3 separate regions of the Homo sapiens genome follow, and all the other regions are linked to region 3. A link is a contact called in ENCODE Hi-C or POLR2A ChIA-PET data. All regions are on one chromosome and are shown on one strand. Each heading gives the region's core, a stretch centred on a gene start or an enhancer-like site at or near the end of the contact. The rest is flanking DNA. Distances are from core to core; before and after follow the strand shown. Region 1 overlaps NR2F1-AS1 (NR2F1 regulatory antisense RNA 1). Region 2 overlaps NR2F1-AS1 (NR2F1 regulatory antisense RNA 1). Region 3 overlaps NR2F1-AS1 (NR2F1 regulatory antisense RNA 1).

Region 1 (3,774 bases), core at 947-3,446, 110 kb before region 3:
ATAATCCTTTGGGTATAGGCCTTCCGTATAGGCCTTCCTACCTCTTTTTTCTCATTATTTGAATTAAGAATGTATTTATGGACACTAAGTAAGGAAAATGAAAATCTTGCTACTAGGAATCATATGATTTTAAGTATGGAAAATGGGATTTATTTTCATTAAATTGTTTCATGATAATTTGTTTAATGTTAAATTAAGGATGCCTTTATTTTGTTATTTCTTATCTAATTCTTATTGGAGTTCTTCATTTGAATTGTTGTTGAGTGAATAATATTTCATCTTAGAAAAGATCTGAGTGTGAAATAAAAAGACTCATTATAGTAAGAAAAATATAAGGTATGGTATTAGAACACATGTATTGGCATCTTCACTTTATTATTTGCTAGCCAAGTAACCTTGGATAAGTCAAATCTTTCTTAGCTTTACTTTTTTCATCTGTAAAATAGGAATGATAGTATTACCTCACAGGGTAATCGTGAGACTCAAATGAGATAATTTTTGTGAGGGTGCTTTATGAAGCTGTATTTGATATTATAATTCTAAGTAATAACATGTTATTTTACTTGAATGCTTGTATACTTTGTTTTCTAAAGGCTATGTTATTTTGTTGTTGTTGTGACACTCGCTCGTTCCCCAGGCTGGAGTTCAGTGGCACAATGTCGGCTCACTACAGCTCCGCCTCCTGGGTTCAAGGGATTCTCGTGCCTCAGCCTCCCAAGTAGCTGGGATTTCAGACAGTTTCACTATGTTGGCCAGGCTGGACTTGAACTGGCCTCATGTGATCTGCCTGCCTCGGCCTCCCAAAGTGCTAGGACTACAGGTGTGAGCCACTGCGCCTGGCCTAGAGGCTATGTTTTGAGAGGCAGTAAAGTTAAACGACATTGCTTAAGGCCAAATTTTAAGCCTTTCTCTTACTAGAGATATATCCTAACCTCTTTAAGCCTTACCTTCCTCTTCTGTAAAATGAAAATGATAGTAATATCTATCTCATAGAGTGGTTTGAAGATTAAATCAGCTAATCGATGTAAAGTGCTTGCAGTAGTGCCCAGTACATTCAATAAATGTTACCTATCATCATCATCATTCTTAGATTAAAAAAGAGAACTCTTTTCCTAAATTAAAATCCATTATTTACCATTTATCTAGTGGCTGCCCTGCTGTGAAGTATCCAGGCAATTAATTTAATTTTCCTTAGTGGTGAATATATATGTAAATACAATGATACAGTTTTCTTGACTTAAGAAAACTCATTTGTGCTGTACTTATTTCAGAGAGTAGATATTCCTGATAAATTGTGTGCATACAGCATTTTTGTAAGTTTAATTATGTTTTGAGTGCGGCTAGGAAATTCAGAAAATAACTCGTGAAAATAAATCCATTGAATAATAAATGACCCTTTGAAATGTGATCACTCACTAATTTATTCATTCTTAAAATCAATTTTCCCAGTTTAAAAAAAAATCTGGCCACATTTGTACTCATTAATAATTTGTGAGAATTAATTATTTTAAAGGAATCACCAAAATGATCAAAGCATCAGCCTTGAGGGATTAGTTCAAACATGCTGGAGATAATGGATTTAATCAAGTAATTTTTTCAGGTAAAAGCCTAATGTAAGGTAACGTCTGACTAAGACAAACACTAGAGTTTTGAAAACACATGAATAACTAAAAGATCGTGTGATTTTTGTTGTGTACTGATAAATTTAGCAGGATCTAGGACAGTGTAATAGTTGAGATTAACTTGTAATATTCAGTTTAAAAATTTATGCTTTTTCTCTTTTCTGTGGAAGCCATGACTTATACCATTTGTGGTTCTAGTATGATTGCTTTCACATTTTCTGTATTAATAATTTGGTGACATGAACACATAAAAGTAATTAAATGATTGATGATGGCTGCATAATCCAATACTGATTTCAGCCAAAATGTTGCAGTTTTCACTTAACCACGAATCTGAGGCTCATGGTTTCTGTGACAACCCAAGGTCAGGTGACCTGGATATGTCCTGCCAAACCGTTCCTGTGGAATAAGTCAGCTGTTTGTAAACAGGTTGGCAAAGAATTCTCTCATAAGACTTCAAATTCGTAAACTATGAGGTAGCTGGGCCACAGGTCAAAGGTGAAAGGTAATAAGCCATTTTGGGCCTGTTCTTTTGTGAAGCCTTTGGCTGCCTTTCAGACCGAGGTCTTGGAAATAGTTCACACACAGGCCTTCTGCCAACAGACTACTGAGAGTTGGCTGAGGCAGGATTCTATTGCACAATCCCCTCCCTCTCTTTCTCTCTCTCTCTCTGTCTTGGTGTCTGAAAGTTATAAAAATGCAAGGAATTTTATAAAAACTAAGTGTACAAAAGAAGCAACAAAATAATATATATTTTAAGAAATTTAGAACTTTTTTTTTCCTAGGGACAGAAGTCCAAAATTTGAATTGTGATAAATTCTTGCAAAATTAGTTGCAAAGTATGTTTTATAAAACAGTAAGTATGTTAAAATAACGAAGAACATTAAAAATATTGGCAGAAAAACTTGGGACAATTGTAGGCTTTTTGAGGAGGCAATGTATCTCTGTTCCACCTAAGCCACCAGAGGTAGTCTTTAAACAGTCTAGTAAGATATTTTGATTAGTGAGCTTATCTATAAGTATATGTTATGATATTTAACTGTGTGTGTTGAAGAAAACACACACTTATGAAGAAAAAAGGTAGAGAGGTAGGCTTCCTTAAAATTTCTTGTCTTACTTTAGATTTATTGCTGCTGTTATTCTTGCTTAGAGTAGGAATTCATTCCAGGAATAGAAATAAATAAAGTGAATTTTAGGTTTACCTTCTCTGACATTAGAGCTTGGCTTGAAGAACTGTTTCAGTTCATTGGTTATTGTGTTAGTCTGCCTTACTAGTTTGTTTTCTCTTTCCTGTTTGTATGCTACTACGGAGTTATAACTTCGATCTTGGTCAGTTTTGATGTCTTTTCATTCCTGGATTGTAATACTTTGTTAATAAAGATGTGAGGCACTGGAAATTCTTAAAGTAGATGATAGAAAGTTGAGAGACAATGAAAAGATGGTAAAGGAACCATTCTCAAAAACAAAGTATGAGTCATTAGCCACTTTAACTGTAAATATACTTCTTTGAGATGGTATTGATCATTTACAAGGAAATCACCCAGTTCAACGGGAAAAGAAAAACATTTTATTAGGAAATTTAGTTTACTTCCTAGTGGAAACCAGACCATGCAGTTTGGATCATAACCAGTGAGACCTCGGCTTTCGTTATTTCATCTGTACTAATGAGGATACGCATAGGTGGGAAGGATGGGACTTTCCAATGTGCTTCATAAAGTCTGATTTCTTCCTTCGTTTTAGAACAGTCAAATACAATTTTTACTTGCAAACAGAATTTTCTGGGAATATCTTACTTCATAGGTGATCTTGTCTTTATCTACTTTCTTCAGTAAACTCTGGAAGAAAAAAACTTCCTGGAAGTTTGGGCAATCATTTGCCATTATTTTCCTTTCCTTGAATTTCTTGATATCATGAATACTGCTGTAGTATGGGACATTATGTATTTTGGTAAGCAGACTTCTCTTCTGTATTTGTTTTTTATTAAACAGAATGACAAGTTCCTTTTCCCTGATTTATTCACTTCCAGCCAGGATGTTGAAAAACAAAAAAATGGCAGCTCTTAAAATAATACATCTAAAAAGTTTGGGCAGATCTTCATTTGTTTTCCCCATGTAAAAGTTGTCAAAGACAAATTTGAAAAACATTTACTCCT
Region 2 (3,901 bases), core at 668-3,167, 88 kb before region 3:
TTGGTTTCATGAAATAACAATATTCTCCTTTTCTTCATTTCTTTCATAAGCAAAGCTTAAATATCAGCTTAAAGTTCTAAAAAATTAATTGGTTAGCCTTTTTGATTCCTAATTATACTCTTGTATAATATTAGATCTGTTTCCTCAAGTACAGATTCAGTGCATCAGCAAGAATTGCTCCAACTAAAATGCTTTTCTTAAGTGAAATAAAAGAGATATGTTAATAATACTTAAGTTCTTATTGATTGCTGAATGGCAAGTAATTTATAAATAATGTCAGCGCTTACATACTCTCAGTCTTTCTCCTAGATTTGCAGGGGAAACTGGCCAGACTTTCTGACAGCAGCTTTTACTTTATCACTCATAGAGCTCCCTGAATGAATTTCATGTTTAATGGGTGCTGGAGGTAAAAATCCTTTGGCAGGTTGGAAGCTGGAGGAAGAAAAATGTATGTCTTTGAGCTGTATGCTTTAATCATGAGGATAGTGTAGCTTATATTCATGTTTCCTTTTTCATTTGGATTTAGGTTTATCAAAGAGTAACAATTTATTGCATGTTTAGTAGTTGGAATGGAGTATGCAGCATTGGGTGTTACTAGAAATACCAATTGAAAAATTTTTTTCTCTTTTTCCTCTCAATTCTTGGACTTAAAACAAGTGTTCCTGTAAGTAGTCCTGTATTTAACATCCAGCAGTGTTATGCTGACTTTGAATATATAATAGAACATGAAAGGTAAGTTGTGTTTCAGACTGCATTGTAATTATATACTGAACTACACTGTAATCCTATCTATCAAATCCTGGTTTATGGTGTTCTCATGAGGGTCAACTATTGTAATTAGAATTAATGAAACATAAAATGCTTTTTCCTTTTTGGGTAGGGGGGATTCTGTTCCCTTGTACTTTACAAGCTTGAATCTTCCCATGTGCTAAAAATAGTACTTATGTTTAGTAAGAAAAATATTGCCTTATTAATGTTGGGAAGCTAATTAATTCCAGGAGACATTAAAGAATAATTTCATCTTTTATTTTAGATTCAGGGTTACATGTGCAAGTTTGTTACCTGGGTTTATTGCATGATGCTGAGGTTTGGGATGTGATTGATCCTGTCAACCGGGTAATGAGCATAGTACCCAGTAGTTAGCTTTTCAGCTTTTGCCCCCTGCCTTCTCTCTCCCCTCTGGTAGTCCTCAGTGTCTATTGTTGCTGTCTTTATGTCCATGAGTACCCATTGTTTAGCTCCCACTTATAAGTGAGAATATATAGTGTTTGTTTTTCTGTTCCTGCCTTAATTCACTTGGGATAATGACCTCCATGTTGTTACAAAGGATTTGATTTTCTTCTTTTTTATGACTGCATAGTATTCCATGGTATGTATATACCACATTTTCTTTATCCAATTCACTATTGGTAGGTAACTAGGTTGATTCCATGTCTTTGATATTGTGGATGGTGCTGCGATGAACATACAAGTACATGTGTCTTTTTGGTAGAACAGTTTATTTTCTTCTGGATATATACCCAGTAATGGGATTGCTAGGTTCAATGGTAATTCTGTTTTAAGATTTTTGAGAAGTCTCCAAACTGCTTTCCACAGTGGCTGAAGTAATTTACATTTTCTCTAACAGTGTATAAAAATTCCCTTTTCTCTGCAGCCTCACCAGCATCTGTTGTTTTTTTACTCTTCAATAATCGCCATTCTGACTTGTATGAGATGGCATCTCACTGTGGTTTTGATTTGCCTTTCTCTGATGATTAGTGATGTTGAGAATTTTTCATATGTTTGTTGGCTGCTTGTATGTCTACAGGAAACGTTTGTTAACTGTGTTAGTGAAAGTTCTCAAGAGAAACAGAACCAACAGGATATACAGTCATGTGTTGCTCAAAGATGGGGATATTTCCTGAAAAATGTGTCATTAGGTGACTTTGTCCTTGTGTGAACAGCATAGAGTATACTTACGCAAACCTACATGGTATAGCCTACTACACACCTAAGCTATATGGTTTAGCCTGTTGCTCCTAGACTACAAACCTGTACAGTGTACAAACAGCATGTTAATGTGCTTAGTACTGTAGACACTTGTAACACAATGGTAATTATTTGTGTATCAAAACATAGAAAAACTACGATAAAAATACAGCATAAAAGATAAAAAATGGTACACCTATATAGGGCACTTACTGTGAGTGGAGCTTGCAGGACTGGAAGTTGCTCTGGGTTAGTCAGTGAGTGAGTGGTGAGTGAATATGAAAACTTCGGACATTACTGTATAGTACTGTAGACTTTATAAGCACTGTACACTTAGGCTATACTAAATTTATAAAGAAATACTTTTCTTCCTTCAAAAATAAATTAACCTTTTTAATAAATACTTTAAATAAAGTTGATAAATTAACGTTTTTACTTTATAAACTTTTTAAAAACATTTTGACTCTTTTGTAATAACAGCTTAAAACACAGTAACACTTAGCTTAAAACATAAACACATTGTACAGCTGCACAAAAGTCATTCATTTCCTTATTCTATGAGCTTTTCCCCTATTTTTAATTTTTTTACTGTTAAAACTTTTTTATTAAAAACTAAGATACAAATACACATTAGCCTAGTCCTACCCATGGTTAGGATCATCAATATCGTTGTCTTCCATCCCACATCTTGTCCCACTGGGAGCTCTTCAAGGGCAATAACATGCATGGAGCTGTCATCTTCTATGATAATAATGCCTTCTTTTGGAATATCTCCTGAAGGACTTGCCTGAGGCTCCTGAAGGAGCACACTGTAAAATAACAATAAAAAGTCTAGTATTAGTTGATACATAAGCCAGTAACATAGTCATTTATTATCATTATCAAGTACTATGTACTATATATCAGTGGTCCCCAACCTTTTTGGCACCAGGGACCTAAACGTGGAAGACAATTATTCTGTGGACCAGGGATGATGGGGCATGGTTTTGAGATGAAACTGTTCCACCTCAGATAATCAGGCATTAGATTCTCATGAGGAGTGTGCAGTCTAGATCCCTCGCATGCATAGTTCACAATAGGGTTTGTGCTCCTGTAAGAATCTAATGCTACTGCTGATATGACAGGAGGTGGAGCTCAGGTGATAAAGCTTGCTTGCCAGCTGCTAACCTCCTGCTTTGCGGCCCAGTTCCTAACAGGTGACAGACTGGTACTGGTCCATGGCTTGGGATTTGGGGACCCCTGCTGTACATAATTGTATGTAGTACATTATGATGGCTACAGTGTCACTAGGCAATTGGAATTTTTCAGTTCCATATAATCTTTTGAGACCACAGTCATATATGAGATCCATCATTACCTAAATATTGTTAAGTAGCACCTGACTGTAAGGAACATTTATTCTGAGGAATTAGCAGAGAAGTCCTGTGATCTGCTCCTTGCAAGCTAGAGACCTAGGAAAGCTGGTGGTGTAACGTGATTCTGAATCTGAAGGACTGAGAACCAGGTGAGCTGATGGTGTAAATCCCAGTCCAGCAGCAGGAGAAGACCCACGTTCTAGCTCAAACAGGCAGGCAGGAAGCAGAAAGCTGTGAATTCTTCCTTCTTTCACCTTTTGTTTTATTCAGGCCTTCAATTAATTGGATGATGGCCAACCACATTGGGGAGGGCAATGTACTTTACTGAGTCTACTGATTCAAATGCTAATCTCATCTAGAAATGCCCTCACAGACACACTCAGAAGCAATGTTTAATCTTAGCACTCTGTGGCCCCATTCAAATTGACACATAAAATTAAGCATCACATGAATTTAAGTTGTATGTATATTTTATGAAAGGTGATAGAGGTCAGGAATGTCTCAATAATTTTGCCAAAAAAATTAACAAGTAGAAGAGAATTACTGCCATTTCCTGTCATTTATACCACCATCCAAAA
Region 3 (3,544 bases), core at 996-3,495:
GGTAACAGGAAGTTTACAATGTAGCTGGGGTGAAAGATCATGGGTAACAGTGGAGTTTCATTTACAGGGTTAGATGTCAACAAAAGTAGATTGGTTTAGTGCTCCCGAAGTGCAGAAGTGTTTCAGGGTTGTCACTGAGATGTGAGAACAGCCTCAGGAGGGACAACTGTAGGGACTTCTCATAGGAGTTCTTGCTTGGATTTTGGAAAATTAAACATTTTATTAAAACTTGGCTTTACTTTGAAACAGGATATAAGTGTGTCTAAAACTCATTTTATTTTGATTTCAATGGCAATATTTCCTTTAGAAGCGATATAAAGTTTATAATTGTGTGTTTTGTAGTGTTCTTTAAATTTTTTTCACTTAAAAAAATTGTATCCTTAGGTAAGGAGGAAATTTGTTTACTACCATTACAGTTGCCCCTTTTAAATGAAGGACAAGGGCAAGAGATTATACATGAAAAAGATCAGAGTAACATTTAAATAACTGTTTCTTCCTTAACTAACTCTTCAGTAGTCTTGTCTAGGTATACTTATAAATGGTGATTCCATATCGATGCCCAGAAAAATTATGCAAGTCCCAAAGTCCTAAATTATGCAGTTCCCAAGTCCTGTACTACCAGAAATGGTCATTATATGCCTTGGCGGGAGGGGGGGAACTTTTATTACTTGGTTGGATCTCTAAAAACTGATGTAACTTTCATCACTAGCCACAAGCCCAGCTCTCAGTAAAACTGCGAAGTTGTTTATCTGCCACTCTTTACTTTCCCACTCTTCTTCCTTTTACCTTTTTCCCACTCTTCTCAGATGGCAATAAAAAGGGCTTGTGGTTACCCCCTGCCAGGGGCATTTGCTTTTTAAACAGGAGACTTTGTGATTTGATATGAGTGTTGGGTGTATGGCAGGTACTGTGCTAGCTGCTTTACATGTGTTACTGCAACACAGATAATTGTATGGATGAAAAAAGTAGTGCAGAGATATGCACAAAATGAATTGTCAGTATCACACAGGTAGTTAGGTTTTGAGTCCTAGTAGTATTTTTGACTCCAGAGCCTATGTTGTTTGTATTACATCAAAACATGTTCAGACCTTGAATAAATTATGCTAGAAGTTCAGGCTTTGTGCCAGTCCCACAGGAAAAAATGCTTTTGGCAAGGAGCATTGCCCTGCCTGGTGCCCTTCAAATGAGATGAGGTGGGCCGGGCATGGTGGCTGATGCCTGTAATTCCAGCACTTTGGGAGGTCAAGGTGGAAGGGTCACTTGAGATCAGGAGTTTGAGACCAGCCTGGCCAACATGGTGAAACCCCATGTCTACTAAAAATACAAAAATTAGCTGGGCATGGTGGTTTGTGCCTGTAATCCCAGCTACTCAGGAGGCTGAGGCACAAGAATACCTTGAACCTGGGAGACAGAGGTTGCAGTGAGCCAAGATGGCACCACTGCACTCCAGCCTGGGTGACAGAGTGACAGAGTGAGACTCTATCTTAAAAAAAAAAAAAATTAGGTGAGATGGATCTAATTAGTTCTGCTAACTCATGAGGCCAGTTTTGTATTTGTACCTTAAATCTTTTTTAATGTAGGCATATCCCAGGGAGACTTTAATCTTTGTTTTAAATTTAATTTAATTTATTGAACGTTTATTGAATGCCTGTTCTTTGCCAGACATTGTGCTAGATGCTGGTGGTACAAAGACAGTCTATTTAAGGAGAGAGACTTTATAAGACATTATAAATAACTATAATACAATTCACTGAATGATATAATAGAGGCAATGCAAGGGATCATGGGAACGTATGAGGGAATAATTAATTATGCCTTGAGGGAAGGTGTCAGGGAATGCTATATTTGATCAGAGCCTTGAAGGACAAGCAATAAGAATTTCCCAGAAGGACAGGAGGAAGTTGAGAGTTCGTTTTAAGTGATGGGAACAGCATGAGCATGTGTGTGAATATGCCTGGCATATTTGATGGATGGTAAGAGTTGGTTGATTGTAAAAACAGTCACCAATTTCCCTTTCCTGCTTCTAACTCCTGGCAAAGTGACATTGCAGATCCATCCATTAAGAGGTGGAGTCTCTCTTTCTCTACTGAATCTAGGTTGATCATATGACTTGCTTTGACCAGTGGATATTAGCAAACAGTGCAGAGACTCATGCACTGGGGCTTCTGCACTTGGAACCCTGTGACTGTATTGTCAATGAGCCCAGGTTATTGTGCTGCAGGATGAGTGGTCACCCAGAAAAGAACCGAGGCTCTTGCCAGCAGTCATCGAACTGCTAAACATGCGAGTGAGATCATCTACTACCAGCTGATCCACCATTTGATCACAAACACATGGGAGTGTCCAGGGGAAATCATTTGTCAGCCCAGATTTCCCCTGATCTCTCTGGGGTGTCAGCTCGGACGGAACTAACTGCCCAGCCCATTCACAGACGTATGAACTAAATAAAATGTTGTTTTAGCTAGTAAATTTAGGGTGTTTTGTTTTTCAGCAAAGCTGATACACAGAATTTATATGTAGCGTACAGGAAATGTAGGAGAGGGAGAAGCTAAAAATGGAGAGAATGTTAAGGAGTTTAAGATATCTGATACCATATTAAGGAGTTTAGACCTACTTTCTAGTACCAAGCTTCCCAACATCATTGATTCATGTACTGCTTTTATCTTTTTTAAAACATCTCACACTACCTGAATAGATTAATTTTTCTTTAAATTGCCCGAGTTTTATACTGAAATTTATTTTTAAAGCAAACTTTTAACTTGACACCCAGTTTGATGTGTTAATTCTGTTTTTTGAAACCTATTAAAATATGAATATTTAAGAAGTTGGTCTGTTTGCTATCAGAAATCATCTTGTATATTATGAGGAATGCATTCAAGGATTTCCTGCTTTAATCAGTAGGAATCAGAAGCATGTGGAGAATAGTCTGAAGTGCAGAGGCTGGTGGTAGGGAGGATTGAGGAGGCTAATGCAGAGGTCCAAGTGGGATATAGTAAATGGTAGGTAGATACACTTGAAATGTGTTCTTGAGGAAGAAGAGAAAGGACCTGGTGACAGATTTGATCTATGTGGGGTGAGAATGGGAAGTGTGAAGGAGAAGAAGGAGTATAAATATGGCTAGTTACCTTGATCATATAGTAAATACTAATACTATTAAGAAAAAGGAGAGAAAAATATAAATTATATAATTTATGATTTAATTTGATATAAATTATAAAATTATATATATTAGAAAATATAATATAATGTACTTGTAGAGTTTGTGATGGTAGGTCATTTGAAAACAGGTGTGCTAGGCATTTGGACGTGGGTCTGGGCTTTATTATTTTTGAAGTCATCAGTGTGTAGTTGGCATGTAGTTGAAGTCATGAGAGTAGATGATATCATCTAGAGAAAGTATTTGGTACAGAGATCTTCAGCTTTTGTTTTTTTCATCCCCAGACTCTTAAGAGAAATAACTTACTCCAGCTAGCAATAGTGAGGGGTTCACATATGTAATGATTCTCAAATGGGAGTGGAGGGGATCTGTGCAGTGTGAAAAATA

What was found. A loop is a pair of places that touch in the nucleus more often than their neighbours do. ChIA-PET counts read pairs that join two places held with the same protein, here RNA polymerase II (POLR2A). Pooled maps may share reads with other maps.
Region 1: a loop to region 3 is called in a map of head of caudate nucleus, with 2.3 times the contacts of the local background. The contact joins two enhancer-like sites. A Hi-C loop is called at or near these places in 1 of 168 maps with a recorded cell type or tissue (head of caudate nucleus) and 1 of 50 pooled maps. POLR2A ChIA-PET finds 5 or more read pairs at or near these places in 2 of 52 experiments (activated T-cell and naive thymus-derived CD4-positive, alpha-beta T cell).
Region 2: a loop to region 3 is called in a map of posterior cingulate gyrus, with 2.2 times the contacts of the local background. The contact joins two enhancer-like sites. A Hi-C loop is called at or near these places in 2 of 168 maps with a recorded cell type or tissue (head of caudate nucleus and posterior cingulate gyrus). POLR2A ChIA-PET finds 5 or more read pairs at or near these places in 2 of 52 experiments (activated T-cell and naive thymus-derived CD4-positive, alpha-beta T cell).

Annotation. Positions count from the first base shown.
Region 1 is chr5:93,530,918-93,534,691 of GRCh38, reverse strand. The region is part of intron 4 of NR2F1-AS1 (NR2F1 regulatory antisense RNA 1); the gene reads left to right. Among named protein-coding and RNA genes, the nearest start is that of NR2F1-AS1, 48 kb to the left of the region's middle. Within about 2 kb of position 2,196, at least 10 of the 41 ENCODE cell types and tissues checked have a DNase peak (open chromatin) inside an H3K27ac peak, as active enhancers do.
Region 2 is chr5:93,510,932-93,514,832 of GRCh38, reverse strand. All of the region lies in intron 4 of NR2F1-AS1 (NR2F1 regulatory antisense RNA 1), which reads left to right. Among named protein-coding and RNA genes, the nearest start is that of NR2F1-AS1, 68 kb to the left of the region's middle. Within about 2 kb of position 1,917, at least 2 of the 41 ENCODE cell types and tissues checked have a DNase peak (open chromatin) inside an H3K27ac peak, as active enhancers do.
Region 3 is chr5:93,424,000-93,427,543 of GRCh38, reverse strand. The region is part of intron 7 of NR2F1-AS1 (NR2F1 regulatory antisense RNA 1); the gene reads left to right. Among named protein-coding and RNA genes, the nearest start is that of NR2F1-AS1, 160 kb to the left of the region's middle. Within about 2 kb of position 2,245, at least 2 of the 41 ENCODE cell types and tissues checked have a DNase peak (open chromatin) inside an H3K27ac peak, as active enhancers do.